Regions from separate parts of the Homo sapiens genome. Here all the other regions are linked to region 1. The links are chromatin contacts, found by Hi-C or POLR2A ChIA-PET in ENCODE. All regions are on one chromosome and are shown on one strand. The core of a region is the stretch at or near the end of the contact, and the rest is flanking DNA. Distances in the headings are between cores, read along the strand shown. Region 1 holds the start of NUP210 (nucleoporin 210). Region 2 holds the start of TSEN2 (tRNA splicing endonuclease subunit 2). Region 3 holds the start of MKRN2 (makorin ring finger protein 2). Region 4 holds the start of XPC-AS1 (XPC antisense RNA 1). Region 5 holds the start of RPL32 (ribosomal protein L32).

Region 1 (2,994 bases), core at 356-2,855:
GGCGGAAGTTGCAGTGGACAGAGATCGCGCCATTGCACTCCAGCCTGGGCAACAAGGGCTGGAGTGCACTCTAAAAACAAACAAACAAACAAACAAAATTAGCCAGGTGGCCTGCACCTGTAATCCCAGCTACGAGGCGGGAGAATCGCTTGAACCCGGGAGGTGGAGGTTGCAGTGAGCCGAAATCGCACCACTGCACGTCAGCATGGACGACAAAGCAAAACTCCGTCTCAAAAAAAAAAAAAAAAAAAAAAAAAGAAAGAAAGAAATAGGGCAAATAGTGCAAGCAACAGAGAAAGCTGGCTGGTCTGAGCTTCGGGCATCACACTTACATACACGCACAGACTAATACTCAAACAGGCTTGACACACACATGTCCAGGCTTACACACATGGCTGTCACGTGGTCACACCCCGTTCTGCCTCAACCTTGACCCAGTCTTGAAACAGAAATAAAGGGAGCAACTACTGAGCATCCTGGGGGTGGGAAGGGCGGAAGCCCATCTTTTCACCCCTAGGACGGCTGGGCTGGGAAGCTAAGGGCGCTCAGTCGTGCCCACGCAGCCTTGCCAGGGGCAGGAGCTCCATTTCCCCTGGTCTGCAAAATGGAAGGGCTGGACTGCACCGCCCTGTCAGTGTCGGTCTCTGGTTTCATGGGTCCCTGTGGTTCCACAGGGTCACACTCCGCATCCGACCCCTTGGAGAACTCCCAACCCGAGAGGGAGGGTGATGGAAATGCCCTGAGCATCAGGACCCGCGCCGAGGCAGCCTGAGGGGAAGCGCCGGCCTGCCTCGTCTCACTTCGCCTCTGTAAAGCGGCCCCTGGGCTTCCCTCCAAAACTCCTTTCCTCCAGGGTCTCCGTTCCTCCCCGCGACGCTAGGCGCTGCGCTTCGTTTCACAGACTCACTTCCCACGCCAGGGCGAGGGCGGTCACAGACAAACCCGAGCTGGGGTCCCAGACTCAAGGGAAGTGCGGCCCAGCTGCCCCGGCGCCCCCTCCCGGGTCAGGCCGGCTCGGGCCCGGCCGGCTTGGGCCCTGCGGTCCCAGACGCCGCTCCCCAGGCCACCCCTCCTCCCGCACAACCCAGAACACGCGGGTCACGGCCGCCAGGCTGCGCCCGCTCTGCTCGCGCCTCAGCGGCGCGGAGGCCCGGACGGCGCCATGACATGAGCAGTGGTGGCGACCCACGCGCACCCGCCGCTCCGAGTGCTGCAGCCTAGCGCCCAGCGAGAGCGCGCCGCGCACCTGCCGGCTCTGCCGGCCTCCCGGCGCCCGCCCAGCCTCTCAGCGCGAAGGCCCAGCCCGGCCCACGGCGCCCGCCCGGCCCGGCCGCGCGCCTCACCAGCGGTAGCAGCCCTCCGAGGCCTCCAGCGTGAAGTTAACGCGCGTGGCCCGCGTGAAGGGCAGCAGCACTTTGGGGATGTTGAGCTTGGCCGCAGCGGCGGAGGGGCCCGCCGCCAACAGCACCGACAGCGTCAGCAGCAGCAGCCCCCGGCCCCGCGCCGCCATCCTCGCCGCGCGTCACCTCCCGCGACCCTGCGCCCGGCCGCCCGCGCCGCCCCGTTGCCCTCCGCTCCCGCCCGCGCGCGCGCCAGGCCAGCAGGTGATGAGCGCGGGGGCGGGGCGAGGGCCGTCGGCGGCCGCCGCTTCCTGGGCCTGAGCGCGGGAACTCTGGGGGCCGAGCTCGCGGCGACCCCACCCCCAGCCCGGCCCTCGCGCAGGGACGCGGGGCTGGGGGATGGGCGCGCGCCCGGGCCCCCGGAGCTGAGGGAGAAGGCTTGGGGCGCGCCCGCGGGGACCCCTGGACCCTAGAAGTCCCAAGGGGGAGCCCCCGGGGCGCCCCGCAGCACGCATCCCGCCCTGGTATTTGCCCCTGGCGGTGGAGCCAAGCCGCCGGCTTTGGACCTTGCGCTCTGGCCCGGACCCACGGTCAGCAAGGAAGGGACACATGCCCCAGGACATTTGGGATGCAGAAAACCGGCGCCTGCCTTGTCCCAGCCCATGCTTCCCAGAAGAGGGACCCCGGGCTCGCAAAGGGAAGCCACCTGCTGAAGCGCTGAAGGCCCGGGGCCCGCTCCCCCTCGACCCCCTCACACCCTTTCCAGAGAGGCCTTAAGATTCCCATTTCTCCAGGAAAAAACCGGTTGAATGGCCCCCAGATCACTCAGCCAGAGAGCCCCAAGCTCTTGTCCTCCGCACTGCACCCCCTGCGGAAGCCATTAGAGGTTACCTATAGGTCATTTAGGGCGCCAACGCTGCCAGAGCACAACCCCCTCCACGGCCCCCACACCCACAAAAGAAAGTTTAGCACCGCGGAATCCACCTGCACACCAATGGAAGGCCTTAGATTCCGCGCTGTGCTCTGTGGCTTTTAGCTGTCTGTCGTGAATTGCATGAAGGCATGCGTCAGCAGGCACCTGACTGCTTGGTGCCGCTAAAATATGAATCTAGCCTTGCAGAGAAGGCCCAGCCTAGCGGGAGGTCAGGAAAGGGTGGGGTGAGGGTGCACTGGCCGGCTGTCTGAGGAGTGCAGGAAGTGGATGCTGACTGTAACCAGGAAGACACACAACGATGCCACTGGGTGACCAGGAAGGAGAGGATAAATGTCAGTAAGGCTAGGAAGGCTTTTTGGAGGCGGCGGCCCCTGGGTTGGGCATAGACACCGCACTGGGCTTCAGCGAGGCCCGCATAGGCTGAGCCTGCCCCTCAGGGATCATGGGGCTTTTGGATGGTGATGCGGGGTGTTTGGGGTCACCCTCGAAGCCTGAGGGCCCTAGACCAGGGAATGTGTGTGTTGGGGGAAATCTCTGGAGATAACCAGAACTAAGGGGGTGAGGGTCGGCCCTGTGTGGAACCAGGTGCTCTGGGAGGGGAATTCCAACGGGCTCCCTTTGAAGAAACAAAAAACAGACTTGCGCGGAAAAGGCAGCCTCAGAGGGTATTTGTGAGGAAGTCTGTGGGTGTCTTCTGGGTTGCACAAGATTGATTTGTTT
Region 2 (2,994 bases), core at 350-2,849, 940 kb before region 1:
CAATCCATCCTGTTACCATATCCTGTGACTCTTGCCAATTTTCTCCCTTTCTTTTGCAACATTCTTACCACAAAGCTCTTTGATTTTGGTTTATCTAAAACCTGAACTCCCTAGCCTAGCAGTGAAGGTCCTTGCAGCAGAGGACCCACTGAATGCTGCGACATGATCTCACTCTACCAAGAGCAAGCCCACAGTGCAGTTCAAAAAGGGCCAGGCAGGATGCAGTGGCTCAAGCCTGTAATCCCAGCACTTTGGGAGGCCGAGGCGGGAGGATCGCTTGAGGTCAGGAGTTTGAGACCAGCCTGGCCAACGTGGTGAAACCCCGTTTCTACTAAAAATATAACAATCAGCCGGGCGTGGTGGCAGGCGCCTGTAATCCGAGCTACTCGGGAGGCTGAGGCAGGAGAATCACCTGAACCTGGGAGGCAGAGATTGCAGTGAGGTAAGTGAGCTGAGATGGTGCCACTGCATTCCAGCCTGGGCGACAGAGCCAGGCTCCGTCTCAAAAAATAAAAAGGGCCAGAAAAACAGGGACAACACATGCCATGCCAGACTACTGCAGAGCACAGAGGCAAGTCACCCAAGCAGGTCTGGGAAGGCAAGAAGTCTCCTGGAAGAGGTGATATTTGAGCTGAGACCTAAAGGCTGACCAGGAATTACTGCAGCTAACAGAGGGGAGGGAACATAGAGGCAACAGCATGCGTGAAGGAATGGAGGCAAGAACATTGGCAGAAGTCCAAAATTCAACATCCATCATCACATCTAGCACCATGAATCTCTCCAGCAGTATTTGCCACACTTCCTTGCCATCCTCCTTTGCCTCCTGCTTAGTCTGTGTGGTGGAACTCCTGTGATTCATATTTGGGAAAGTATATATTGGACTCCCCACAGGGCTCCTTTAAAATAACCAGGTCAGGAGAAACTTACACTTCCTATTGCACTCCAGTTTTGCTCATCTCCCGTAATTCTGATGGCCCATTTTTCAGTAAACTCAAGCTCAGAAAGGTTGTCAGTCATTCAAGCTCACGCAGCCAGTGAGGGGGGAAAATGGGGATGCAGAGCAGGTGGACCTGCCGCCTATTGTCCCTTAACTGCACAGGCAGTCTGGGCACACAGAGGCTTCTGGCCAGGTGTCTGCCAGAGAAAACGTCCTTGCAAGTTCCCCGCATGCTGCAGCGTACACAGGTGCGCTGCTGTGATCCTCTTTCTACATTGAGAAAGATGAGATCAGTTTCCTCAGGGCCATTTAATAAAGTCCTGTCGGTCGCCTCAAACATCCCATCCACCGAGGGCCGAAGATTCTAGGTCTCTCCCACCTCCCACGTGACTATGTGACATTTGACGGGTAACTGCATCTCATCTGTAAAATGCGTCTTGCAGGATCGTTCTGGCTTCCGTACAATCCTGCAGAGAGCAGCAAAGCGCGCACGCAGCCTCCGCCTCATACTCCGCAGTGGCAGAGCTGGCGCACAGAACACCCGCCAGCCGGCCGTGCGCAGGCGCACTCCGCCAAGTCCCGACGGGAGCTCTGCGGCTGCGCACTCGGCTGGCTTTGCGGCCGCACTGCTTGACGGCAGCGGTGTCCGCCCCACGGCCGGCGTTGCCGGGGTAACGGCGAGCGCGTGGGGCCAAGAAAGGTAAGGGCCCTGGGCGAGGAAAGCGCGGCCCTTTCCGAGTTTGGTGTTTTGCAGCGAAAGGAAATCTCGCTCTTCCGAAAGTCCTCCAGGGCGAGAGAGGAAAGGGCCTAGGTACTGTGCTGGGGTCGCACAGCCGGCCGAGACAGTGCCGGGACGGGGAGCCAGGCTTCCGAGTGCGCCCGGTCACTGACTCCTCCGCGCTTTCCTCGTGCGCCTGCAGCCCTTGGTTCTTGGAAACGCCGGCGCCTTGTTCAGGGCTGGTGGGGCTGGGGCGCAAGGTGCAGCTGACAATGCCCGAGAGGAGCCGCAGCCTCTGGTGGAGTTCGGTCGGGTGTGGGGGTAGTCAAGGAAAGAAGCAAAGGGGTAAGACAGGGAGTTAGGAATTGGCGGGGCCCCTAACGCTGTTGGGGTGCGCAGTTTATTTTATTTGCAGCTGTCGTCTGGTGAGCGCTTTCCACGTGGTAGGCCCCGAACGAAACGCCTTCTGCAAAATTATGCATTTAATCCTGACAACAACTTTCAAAGGCTGGTCATCTGTTTATATGGCTTATTCTCAGGTTCTAACTTGAAAGCTCCCCAGAGGCAGGATTGTTTACCTTGTGCCTTTCATCCTTGCCTCCCTAAGCCCAGGAGGTGCGCAGATGGAGCTTGAAGCGTGTTTTGGTTGGGAGAAGGTGAGATTTGCTGGGTAGGAGGTTTTTTAACCAGGTTTGTTTGGCACCTAGTCCAGGAAGGTTGGAAAATTAAATGGAGCCACCTCTCCCTTTTTTGTTTTTCTAATAGACATTTACCATCACCTAAGAGGTGTTAGCCTGTGTGCTCGAGGGAAGAATAAGAAACAGACTCTGCTTTTAATAGAAAGTAAGAATATGCAGCTCTGGAGTCAGGTTGCGCAGGTTGGGGAAATAAGAAGTAAAGATTTCTCAGGGGTGCGCCCGGCCCCTCCGAGTCACTTTCCACATCTGTACAATGGAAATAAAAATAGTCTTTACCTCCGGGGGCTACTGGGATTAAGTGAATTTGAATAGACCTTGCTGTTACCAGTGGTTAGCTATATGTTAAAATCAGCTGGGTCCACCCAGGAAATTCTGATGTAATTGATTGCAGGTGAGGCCTGGGCATGAGGAGTTAAGGGTAGGTAAGCTTGAGGGCCACTGTGTGATGTACCACTCCCAGGTTTAATTTTCTTAATCTGCATTTTTCAATCATCATTCTAAATAACCTGCAGTGACTCCAATTCCAAACCAACCTTTGCATCCCAAACCTCTTGACAACTGACCCAGTCTTTCCTATATGTTTTTGTGCACCTCAGGCACCGCTCTTCTTTCATATCTGTGGAATGAGGATAGTACAGTCA
Region 3 (2,994 bases), core at 227-2,726, 860 kb before region 1:
CTGAATTATTATTTATATGAAAGTCAAGAACAGTTAAACTAATTTATAGTGATAGAGATGAACCCAAGCAATGACCTTTGTAAAGTATTGCCTGGGAAGGACCATAAGGAAGCCCTTCTGGGGTGTCGATAATATCCAGCCCCCACCCACCCCCTGCAGCCTCGACTGCAGTGAACTATGCTCAAAGGATCCTTCCGGCTCAACCTCTCCTTACTCCAGCATTTTGAAGTTTAGTCGAGCATGGTGTCGCGCACCTGTATTCCCAGCTGCTGGGGAGGTTAAGGCAGAGGACTGCTTGAACTATGATGGCGCCACTGCACTCCAGCCTGGGCGACAGAGCAAGACCCTGCCTCAAAACAAAACAAAAAATTCTTTATTTTGATCTGGGTGGTAGTTTCATGAGTGTATGCATGTGCAAAAATTCATAGAATGTGTTTGGTGCACTTATATTGTGCATGTTATGTATCTCGAGTTTTTAAGCAATGAGAAACCATTGTAAGATTAAAAGGTGAATGACATGATCCGATTTATGTTTTAAAAATAGATTTTTACCAGGAACGGAAGCCAGAAGACCAGTTAAAAGGCTATCGCATGGCTGGCCAGGCGTGCACGCCTGTAATTCCAGCTACGTGGAAGGCTGAGAGGCAGGAGAATCGCTTGAACCCGGGAGGCGGAGGTTGCAGTGAGCCGAGATCGCCCCACTGCACTCCAGCCTGGGCAACAAGAGAGAAACTCCGTCTCAAAAAAATAAAAAATAAAATAATAATAATTAAAAAAAAAGGTATCGCATGGTGCTAGGTAGAAGGGACGGTGGAAAGGGGGCAGAAGAGGACGCATTGGACAGAGGTGTGGGAGCAGAATCTGCAGGGTATAGAGAGCTAGAGGGAAGTGTCAAAAATAACTTTTGGGGTTTCCACCATAGGAAATGGAAGACGAGCAGCACAAGACTGGCAGGAAAGAAAATGAAGACTAAAACTTGTGGAAGTAGAGATTTGGGGAAAGAGCAGTTGGGAGAGAGCTAAGGAATTTCCTTAAGTGGGAGGCGAGGTCCGGCGGGAACAGTTGAGGCAGGGCCTGAGAAGGGTGCCCAGTGAGTGCGAGTATGAATGGATAGGGGCATCCGGGATTAAGAGGAGAGGCTGGAGTTTCCCCAGGAGTGGTGAAGTGCCTCGAAGGAGGCGGGAGATCCCTAAGGAATACTCTTGGCGATCGGGGCAGAATCGCAGGCACTAACAGTAGGCATCGGGATAAGACTGGCAGGACTAAGATGCCAGCCAGGCTCCGCCCCGGAGGCTTGGAAGTGCGGGACACCGAGAGCAGGGATGCCGGGACAGCCGGCCCGATCCCCGGTGCGGAACCAATTGTGACGACGGCTAGGTTACCCGCCGGCGCTACAAAGGTGCCACACCGGAGGGGCGGCGTGCGCCGGCGTGCGCCGGCGTGACGCGGCTACGCGGGATGGGCCGGGCCAGGGCCAAGGCCGAGGCGGCAGCGGCTGCGAGAGGCGGCGGCACGACGACGGTCCCTCAGCCCAGCCACCATGAGCACCAAGCAGATCACTTGCAGGTCAGTGCGCTGGAGCCAGGAGCTTCGGGCCGCTCCCCCAGGCCGCAGGGGGGCCGGTGCGCGCCAGTGCTGTGGTCCGGGAACCTGAGGCTAGAGCGGGACTCGGAAAGTTACTCGGCTGTTCGCGGCGGGGCTTTGCGAGGCAGAGCGAGCGCTGCCGCCACAGCCGGGGATCCGGGGGATGCGTGGCCGAGACGCTGGGCGAGGCCAGCGCGGGGGGCTACGCCCCGAGTTTGAAGCGTGGCCCCTGTGGGCTGGGAGGAAGGACGTCCTAGCCAGGGCCGTGCAGGATGCCGGGGCGCTGTCGGGAAGGCTCTGGGGCTTACGCTTTAACTGGAAAAGATTTGAAGTTGAGTAAAGGGACGCCGAGAGGACGGTTACAAATGGGGATACCACATAGGAGTAATTTGTTAATCGATTATGAGGGCCTCAAAGTTTGGAGAATCCAGATGCAATCTAAACTTGCAGAGAGTTAACAAGTAAAAGTTGTTGTGTGGAAAATAACGACAGGTAGCATATTGTGAATATCGGCGAAGCGCCCTGCATATTTCCAAGTCCTTTATATTCATTATCATCAGACTTCACAGTAAGACAACTTAGTAGTTATTATTACCATTTTACAGTGCAGGAAACTGAGACCGAAAGACGTTGACACTCATTTATCTTACTGAGAGAGCCATTTACGAGGAGAAATGCGACGGTAATGGATGGTTTATTGTAGAAAATAGCCAGATAGCTACACTACGACTGCTCCTATGAAATAGAATAGTGTGGTTGTGTAACACCCTCATTGCTTGGTCAGCTTGTGGCTTACTGGTAATGGAGTCTAGTCCTATTGAATTGTATGTTTGGAAAACGCAAATTGAATTGTATGCTTGGAAAATGCAAATTTCATTTAATAATTTTTATGGGAAACATTGCTTAAAAACAGTTATAGAGTTTGTGTAATAAACAGTTTATTTTCTATGTTGTTACTTCTCTTCATTGGTATGAATAGTTGAGACGTGACTGTGTAGTAAGTTTTCTGTTAGCATTAGTGTACATTTACTGTTCAATTTATCCAAGGCCCAGGTGGCTTATGTTAAGCTGTTGTCAGAAATTTGCACCTAGTGTCTATAAAAAGACTTTTACTAGGTTATTTGTACTAGAAGGTGTTTTGTGAAGACGGGTTTGTGTGTGTTTACGTATTTTTATTTGTATAAAGTTTCTCCTGCTGGAGGAAGTATTCCTAGGTCATTGTGCACTGTAAAGCAGCTTGTAGCCTCCTAGAAAAACCTCTGTATTCCTCCCCTCGCTCTATGGTTTAATTCTACCATTTATTCCCGTACCTCATCTAAGAAGTGTCCACAAAACAGTACACATTTATGTAATAATGCTTTATAATTGAATCTCAACTCTGTAGTATCTTATTTTACAAATAAGGAATCT
Region 4 (2,994 bases), core at 69-2,568, 730 kb after region 1:
ATCATGGAACAGAGCTCACTAACCAGGCAGCTGCCGGGGAAAGATGCTGACTGTTTTTTGCTCACTAGCCTGTGAGTCCCTAAACCTGGGAAGAACGTTTTAATCCAGCATTACGATGCCAGTTTCATTGGCTCCGTTCCCTCTGGAGGGAAGCCAGAATTGGTAAAGCACTGACTTTGCAAATCCAGTGTAACATCCTGAAAATTGGAGCCACCAGGCCTCAACTCCCAGCAGCCCCATGCCAGCTTTCCATCCCCATCTCTGGAGCCACCCCTCCCCATCCCTGTGTTTAGCCTCCATCGAAGGCCCCTCACGCACACGGGATGGGAGTAGCCGCCATGGAAATCAAAGCCAGTGATGGCCTGGACACAGTCGATGTCCAGCTTGCGGGCCACGCGGTGTAGATTGGGCAGGTTCAGCTGGACACAGCCAATAGGCATCATGCTGGGCAGGAAGAGGTACACATTCCCAAACTCGTTCCGGGGCACCTGTGTCGGGTGAGCAAGTCAGCATTTGGCCAGCAGGGGAACAAGGCGGCCTGGTCCTGAGCCCTTCTGATGCTGCCCTTACCTTCCCGTCCACGGCCACTGGGGGCTGATACTCCTCTGTCTGCCAGTAGCCAAACAGGCCCAGGTCATTTTCTTCCCGCAGCTGGGGCTCAGCAAGTCGGGCTTTCCGAGCACGGTTAGAAAAGCCTTTCACCATCTGCACCAGAGGACACGGCCACCGTTTACAACAAAGGCATCCAGTTCCTCAGCACCGGGCCAGGCACCATGCTCAGTGCCGCATGCCTGGTACCTGGTGAACCCTCAGAACACACCTACCAGCTGGGGTGCTTTTTCTCCCTTTTTTTTTTTTGAGACAGAGTCTCGCTCTGTCGCCCAGGCTGGAGTACAGTGGTGCAATCTTGGCTCGCTGCAACCTCTGCCTCCTGGGTTTAAGCAATTCTCCTGCCTCAGCCTCCTGAGTAGCTGGGATTACAGGTGCCTGCCACCACGCCCGGCTAATTTTTGTATTTTTAGTAGAGACGGGGGTTTCACCATGTTGGCCAGGCTGGTCTCGAACTCCTGACCTCAGGTGATGCACTCGCCTCAACCTCCCAAAGGGCTGGGATTACAGGCGTGAGCCACCGTGCCCGGCTGCTCCCCTTTTCTTACTACAAGCACTAGCTAACATTTATGGAACATTCTCTGTCCCAGACACTATTCTCGGTGTTTTTTGTTTTTTTATCCCCCTGAGACGGAGTCTCACTCTGTTGCCCAGGCTGGAGTGCCCTGGTGTGATCTCAGCTCACTACAACCTCCACCTCCCGGATTCAAGTGATTCTCGTGCCTGTCTCCTGAGTAGCTGGGACTACAGGTACCCGCCACCATGCCCAGCTAATTTTTATATTTTTGGTAGAGATGGGGTGTCACCATATTGGCCTGGCTGGTCTCAAACTTCTGACCTCAAATGATCCACCTGCCTTGGCCTCCGAAAGTGCTGGAATTACAGGCATGAGCCACTGCGCCCAGCCTATCTTCAGTGCTTTATATGTTATTATTTAATTTTTTCAACAAACCCACAAGGTAGGTCTTATTATTGTTTCCATTTTACAGATGAACACCACAGACGGGGTAAATGATTTGCCTAAAGTCACACAGCTCGTAAGGGCCAGAGCCCACACTTTCATCCACTAGCCTATATTCTGTGCTGTCATCACTGATAGCAGTGACTGAGACTGAGAGACAAAGTCACTTAAGAGCTGATGGCTGGTAAGTGACAAGAACCAGGATTTACAATTCAGGTAACTGTCCATCAGTAGAGCCTGTGTCTCAACATATAACCTATGTCTGCTCACACGCCCTAGAAAGCACTGACAGTTCAGGACTCCCAGTGTGCTCCCCAACAGCGTGCAGTGGCCAAGGCCAAGATCTTCCCTGGGGAGTGAAGTGGTGAGAGGGGCGCAGGACAGGCAAGGACAGAGTCACGTAACTCTTAGAGGAGTCAGGCATGGGCGTGCGGCTGAGGGCTGGCCCCTGGGCCTCAGCATACAGACTTCCTCTAGTGCAGGGGCCCACAAGCTTGTTCTGTAAAGGGTCATGCGTGGCCTCCATCACATATTCTTTATTCTTCTCATTCTTATAACCCTTTAAAAATGTGAAAAGCCATTCCCCAGGTTGGGGGTGGCCTGCGAGCTCTCATGTCCATTCCTGCCATGATCTCTGGGCGCACCCTCTCTGTCACCACTTCAGGGACAGAGGGACTCTGAGTTCTGACAACCGTCCCTTTCTGAGAAGCCATTCACCCAGCACACTGTTCAGTAAACTTCCACTGGGATCTCCTGGAGACCAGGCCATGACCCAGTCATGAAGGAGGGATGGAGCGAGGACAGTCTTTGCTCTTAGGAGCTCAGGCTCCTGCAGGGGAAGAGACAGAGCTACGACTCAGCGTGATGAGTACAGGGTGGAACAGGAGCTCAGAGGCAAGCCATTGCCCAGCCCTGAGGACAGTGGAGGCAAGAAAGGCTGCTCAAAACAGGTCCCGCCTGAGCAGAGGCTTAAAGGGGCAAGGGGTTGCCCAAGAGAACAGGGCTGGACCCCACAGGGCACAGAGGTGGGAGAACACTGGGACCTGGGGCCTAAGTCCTCTGGAATGCAGAGGCAGTGAGCACCAGAACATCACTGTGCACCATGGGGAGGGTGCGGGACTCAGACTAAAGGCGCTGGCCAAGGTGGGACAAGGATGGCCAAGATGCACAGAAAGAGCCTAGTGACTGACAGGGGAATGGATTCAGGCTGGGAAGGAGGCTGTGGCTGTTGCCCAAGCAAAAGATACTGAGGCAGGAGCTGGGGTGGTGGGGATCAGAACAAGGGGTGAATTTGAGAGATTTGGGATTCCAGAACTGTGCTACCATGACAGCCACCAGTCACGTGTGGCCACTGCACACCTGAAACGTGGCTGGTCTGAACTAAGGTACAGAAAGTCAAATACACAGAAGATTAGAGAGACTTA
Region 5 (2,994 bases), core at 281-2,780, 580 kb before region 1:
CCACAAGCCAGTTCATCGGTCAAAGATAATCCTGACTAGGTGATGTCAGAAACTGTTGGAAACTCTTTTCTTCACCCCACACCCATTTCCATCCCAGGACCACATACCTTAATTTTGACATATCGGTCTGACTGGTGCCGGATGAACTTCTTGGTTCTCTTTTTGACGATCTTGGGCTTCACAAGGGGTCTGAGGGCGGCCATGATGCCTTTTGGGGAAGAAGCGGCCCCAGGTGAGGAAGAATCCTGGAAGGAGGCTTTCCTGCCCAGGGACTGAACACTGTCGCAGAGTGTCTTCCAATCGCCAGCTACGGAGCAAGCTGGGAATGGAATGGGTGCCTCTGCCAGGCTTGCTTTCCCTCCCTTTCCGAAGCTGGCAGAATACTAGGCACTCTCCAGATGCGATCCCAGGAGGTCAAGGGTCACCTCACCCACTCAGAGCCCAAAGAATGCCAACAGCTGAGCAAATCAAAACTGACCCCAAGACACTCTCAATTTGCAAGGGGCAGCAAATCCCACCCCACCAGTGTCCGAACCCCCAGATGGTCCTTCCGGTAGTACTGGCCTTGACCATCTACTTGAACCTGAGTCTTTTCCTCACCTGTAAAATGAAGATGACACTGCGCGCTGAATGCCTGCAGTGCCTGTCACAGGGTAAATGTTCAATAAAACCTTCTAATTCCCTAGGGAGCTGCTGCGCTACCACACCCTCAACACACACAAAACCACCATATACCTCTGAAGATGCCTCAAACCTGGAGATCTTCCAGTATCAACTCACACCTTCCTCAGTGTGGTCTTCCGAGCCATTGATTTCCTACAGCAGCACCCCTTCTGCTCTCTTCGCAGCCATCAACTGGCCCAGAGTGGGTACTCAATGAACCACGTATTCAAAACGACTCTGCCTTCTGGCCCATGATATCCTCGAAGGCAAGGTGGGGGCAGTTGCATCTTCATATTCCCAGAGATACTACCAGAATTTCTGCCTGCAGCTGGACCAGCCGACCTACAGCTCGTCTTTCCTTGGCGGTCCCGCAGCAGCAGCCCTCGGGCCAGAGACTGCAGCGGAAGAAGCCGGCCATGGCATGAACGAATACACGTGGGCCGACATTGGTGAGCGCTGGGATCCACAGATCCCAGCTGAAAGCTGTCAAGCTGGGCCACCCCTGGTCGTCCCACGGCCCCCAGGAGACCCCGAAGTCTGGCCTCAACTAGCACCCTCCACCGCCAAGGAACAAACAAGCAGCCCGCAGCTCTGAATACAGGCGGAGGGCAGGAGGCTCTGGGACGCAAAGCCCTATCAACTCGGCGGCTTCGTTCTGTTCCTGTACACGCTCCAGTAAGCTGACAATAACAATACCCACAGACACTACCGCGCTGAAGGGGAGGCCTCCGCACCACTGGGCGACGGGGCCAGATGAATCCCGCAGGAATGCGGATTGCCACGGATTAACACTTACCGAGAAGGAGATGGCTGCCACCTCCGTAGGCAGCGCCGAGGAAGAGAGAAGGGACGGTGGCGCGCAAGGGCTGATGGGTCGTAACCCCTGGGTCCTAGCAGGGAAAAAGGCAAGCACTTCCGGCTCCGGCTCTTTTAAATAAAATAAAGACACGTCAAAAAATAATGCCGCAAAAATTCTGAGTATACATGTTTTAATAGACAATAATAACTAGGAATAGGACTGAGAAATGTATTCTACCTATCCTTGGGACTACGTAGAAATTTGGAATTCTTTCTGAGCTAATAAGACCTGGTGGAGGGAGGAATTTACTTCCGCCAGAAGTCGAAGCCAATCCGCTTTTGGGCTATTTCCGCCCGCGTTTCTTCTACTCCGAAGTGCGCCTCTTAGTGGTCAGAAGAGAACAAGACAGAGACTTCCTAATAATTTCATCACCGAATTTAGACAGTAAATAGTAACGAAAACAGCTAACATGCGATGGAGTTCACTATGCCTACCACAATTCTATAACGTACCCCTATTATTGTCTCCATTTTGCATATGTGGAAGATGAAATTTGGAGACTTGACTCCAAACTCCACGCTTCTAACCACTGGGCGAAACTGCCTAGTTTTTCTTTGTTCATTTTTTAGAAATGGGGTCTCACTCTGTTGCCCAGGCTGGTCTTGAACTCCTGGGCTCAAACGATTCTCTCGCCTCAGCCTCCTGAGTAGCTGGGATTACGGGCACGAGCTACTGCCTAGATGTTTTTTGTTTTGTTTTGTTTTTTGGTTTTTGGTTTTTTTTAGACAGGGCCTCCCTCTGTCACCTAGGCTGGAATGCAAAGGTGCCATCTCACGGCTCACGGCAGCCCCTGCCTCCCAGACTGCCTAGTTTTTAAAGATGCTCTTGATTTGTTTTGCTTAGCTTTTGTATTTAAGATTATTGTGCAAATTGGCTGAGCACTATGGTTCACACCTATAATTCCAATACTTTGGGAGTCTGAGGTGGGAGATTTGCTTGAGCCCAGGAGTTCAAGACCGGCCTAGGCAACATAGTAAGACCCTGTCTCTACAAAAAATAAAATAATTAGCTGGGGCTGGTGGCGCATGCCTGTAGTCCCAGTTACTCGAGAGGCTGAGCTGGGATGATCACGTGAGCCCAGCAGTTCTAGACTGCAGTTAGCTGTGATAATGCCACTGCACTCCAGCCTGAGTGACAGAGCAAGACTCTGTCTCAACAACAACAAACCTATAAAGACAAATAACCCAATTGAAAAATGGGTAAAGAATCCAAATAGACATTTCTCTGTGGCCAATGAACACATGAAATGATCCACATCATTAGCCATCAGGGAAATACAAACTGGAACTGCAGTGAGATACCATTTCACACTCACTAGGACAGAGAAATGGGAATGTCCGTACAGTGCTAGTGCAAATATGAAATGGTGCAGTCACTTTGGAAAAGAATAGCATTTCCTCAAAATGTTAAACATAAAGTTACTGTAAGACCCAGCGACTGGGCGCGGTGGCTCATGCCTGTAATCCCAGCAC

Evidence for each region. Hi-C counts contacts between places; a loop is a spot of excess contacts on that map. ChIA-PET counts read pairs that join two places held with the same protein, here RNA polymerase II (POLR2A). Pooled maps may share reads with other maps.
Region 2: a pooled map shows a loop between it and region 1 (12-fold over the local background). The contact joins the promoter of TSEN2 here to the promoter of NUP210 in region 1. A Hi-C loop is called at or near these places in 6 of 50 pooled maps. POLR2A ChIA-PET finds 5 or more read pairs at or near these places in 2 of 52 experiments (H1 and HEK293T).
Region 3: a pooled map shows a loop between it and region 1 (19-fold over the local background). The contact joins the promoter of MKRN2 here to the promoter of NUP210 in region 1. A Hi-C loop is called at or near these places in 2 of 37 single-sample maps with no recorded cell type and 11 of 50 pooled maps.
Region 4: a pooled map shows a loop between it and region 1 (2.8-fold over the local background). The contact joins the promoter of XPC-AS1 here to the promoter of NUP210 in region 1. A Hi-C loop is called at or near these places in 1 of 37 single-sample maps with no recorded cell type and 6 of 50 pooled maps. POLR2A ChIA-PET finds 5 or more read pairs at or near these places in 1 of 52 experiments (T-cell).
Region 5: a loop to region 1 is called in a pooled map, with 9 times the contacts of the local background. The contact joins the promoter of RPL32 here to the promoter of NUP210 in region 1. A Hi-C loop is called at or near these places in 1 of 168 maps with a recorded cell type or tissue (B cell), 4 of 37 single-sample maps with no recorded cell type and 13 of 50 pooled maps. POLR2A ChIA-PET finds 5 or more read pairs at or near these places in 4 of 52 experiments (activated CD4-positive, alpha-beta T cell, activated CD4-positive, alpha-beta memory T cell and activated naive CD4-positive, alpha-beta T cell).

The regions. Positions count from the first base shown.
Region 1 is chr3:13,418,717-13,421,710 of GRCh38, forward strand. It overlaps NUP210 (nucleoporin 210), which reads right to left and starts at 1,606. Exons shown (of 40, transcript NM_024923.4): 1 at 1,344-1,606. The coding sequence starts at 1,510. RefSeq lists silencers at 821-1,390, 1,441-1,840.
Region 2 is chr3:12,482,881-12,485,874 of GRCh38, forward strand. It overlaps TSEN2 (tRNA splicing endonuclease subunit 2), which reads left to right and starts at 1,600. Exons shown (of 12, transcript NM_025265.4): 1 at 1,600-2,000. RefSeq lists an enhancer at 1,524-1,943.
Region 3 is chr3:12,555,611-12,558,604 of GRCh38, forward strand. It overlaps MKRN2 (makorin ring finger protein 2), which reads left to right and starts at 1,477. Exons shown (of 8, transcript NM_014160.5): 1 at 1,477-1,566. The coding sequence starts at 1,541. It also overlaps a transcript of MKRN2OS not described here. RefSeq lists enhancers at 1,097-1,206, 1,257-1,316, 1,704-2,227, 2,137-2,196 and a silencer at 1,487-1,576.
Region 4 is chr3:14,148,244-14,151,237 of GRCh38, forward strand. XPC-AS1 (XPC antisense RNA 1) reads left to right here and starts at 1,319. Exons shown (of 2, transcript XR_001740603.2): 1 at 1,319-1,359; 2 at 1,599-2,994. It overlaps XPC (XPC complex subunit, DNA damage recognition and repair factor), which reads right to left. Exons shown (of 16, transcript NM_004628.5): 12 at 571-705; 13 at 319-488. RefSeq lists enhancers at 310-994, 2,612-2,994.
Region 5 is chr3:12,840,035-12,843,028 of GRCh38, forward strand. RPL32 (ribosomal protein L32) reads right to left here and starts at 1,531. Exons shown (of 4, transcript NM_000994.4): 1 at 1,460-1,531; 2 at 108-208. The coding sequence starts at 203. SNORA7A (small nucleolar RNA, H/ACA box 7A) reads right to left here and starts at 416; the gene lies at 278-416. RefSeq lists enhancers at 1-829, 830-1,766, 1,860-2,109.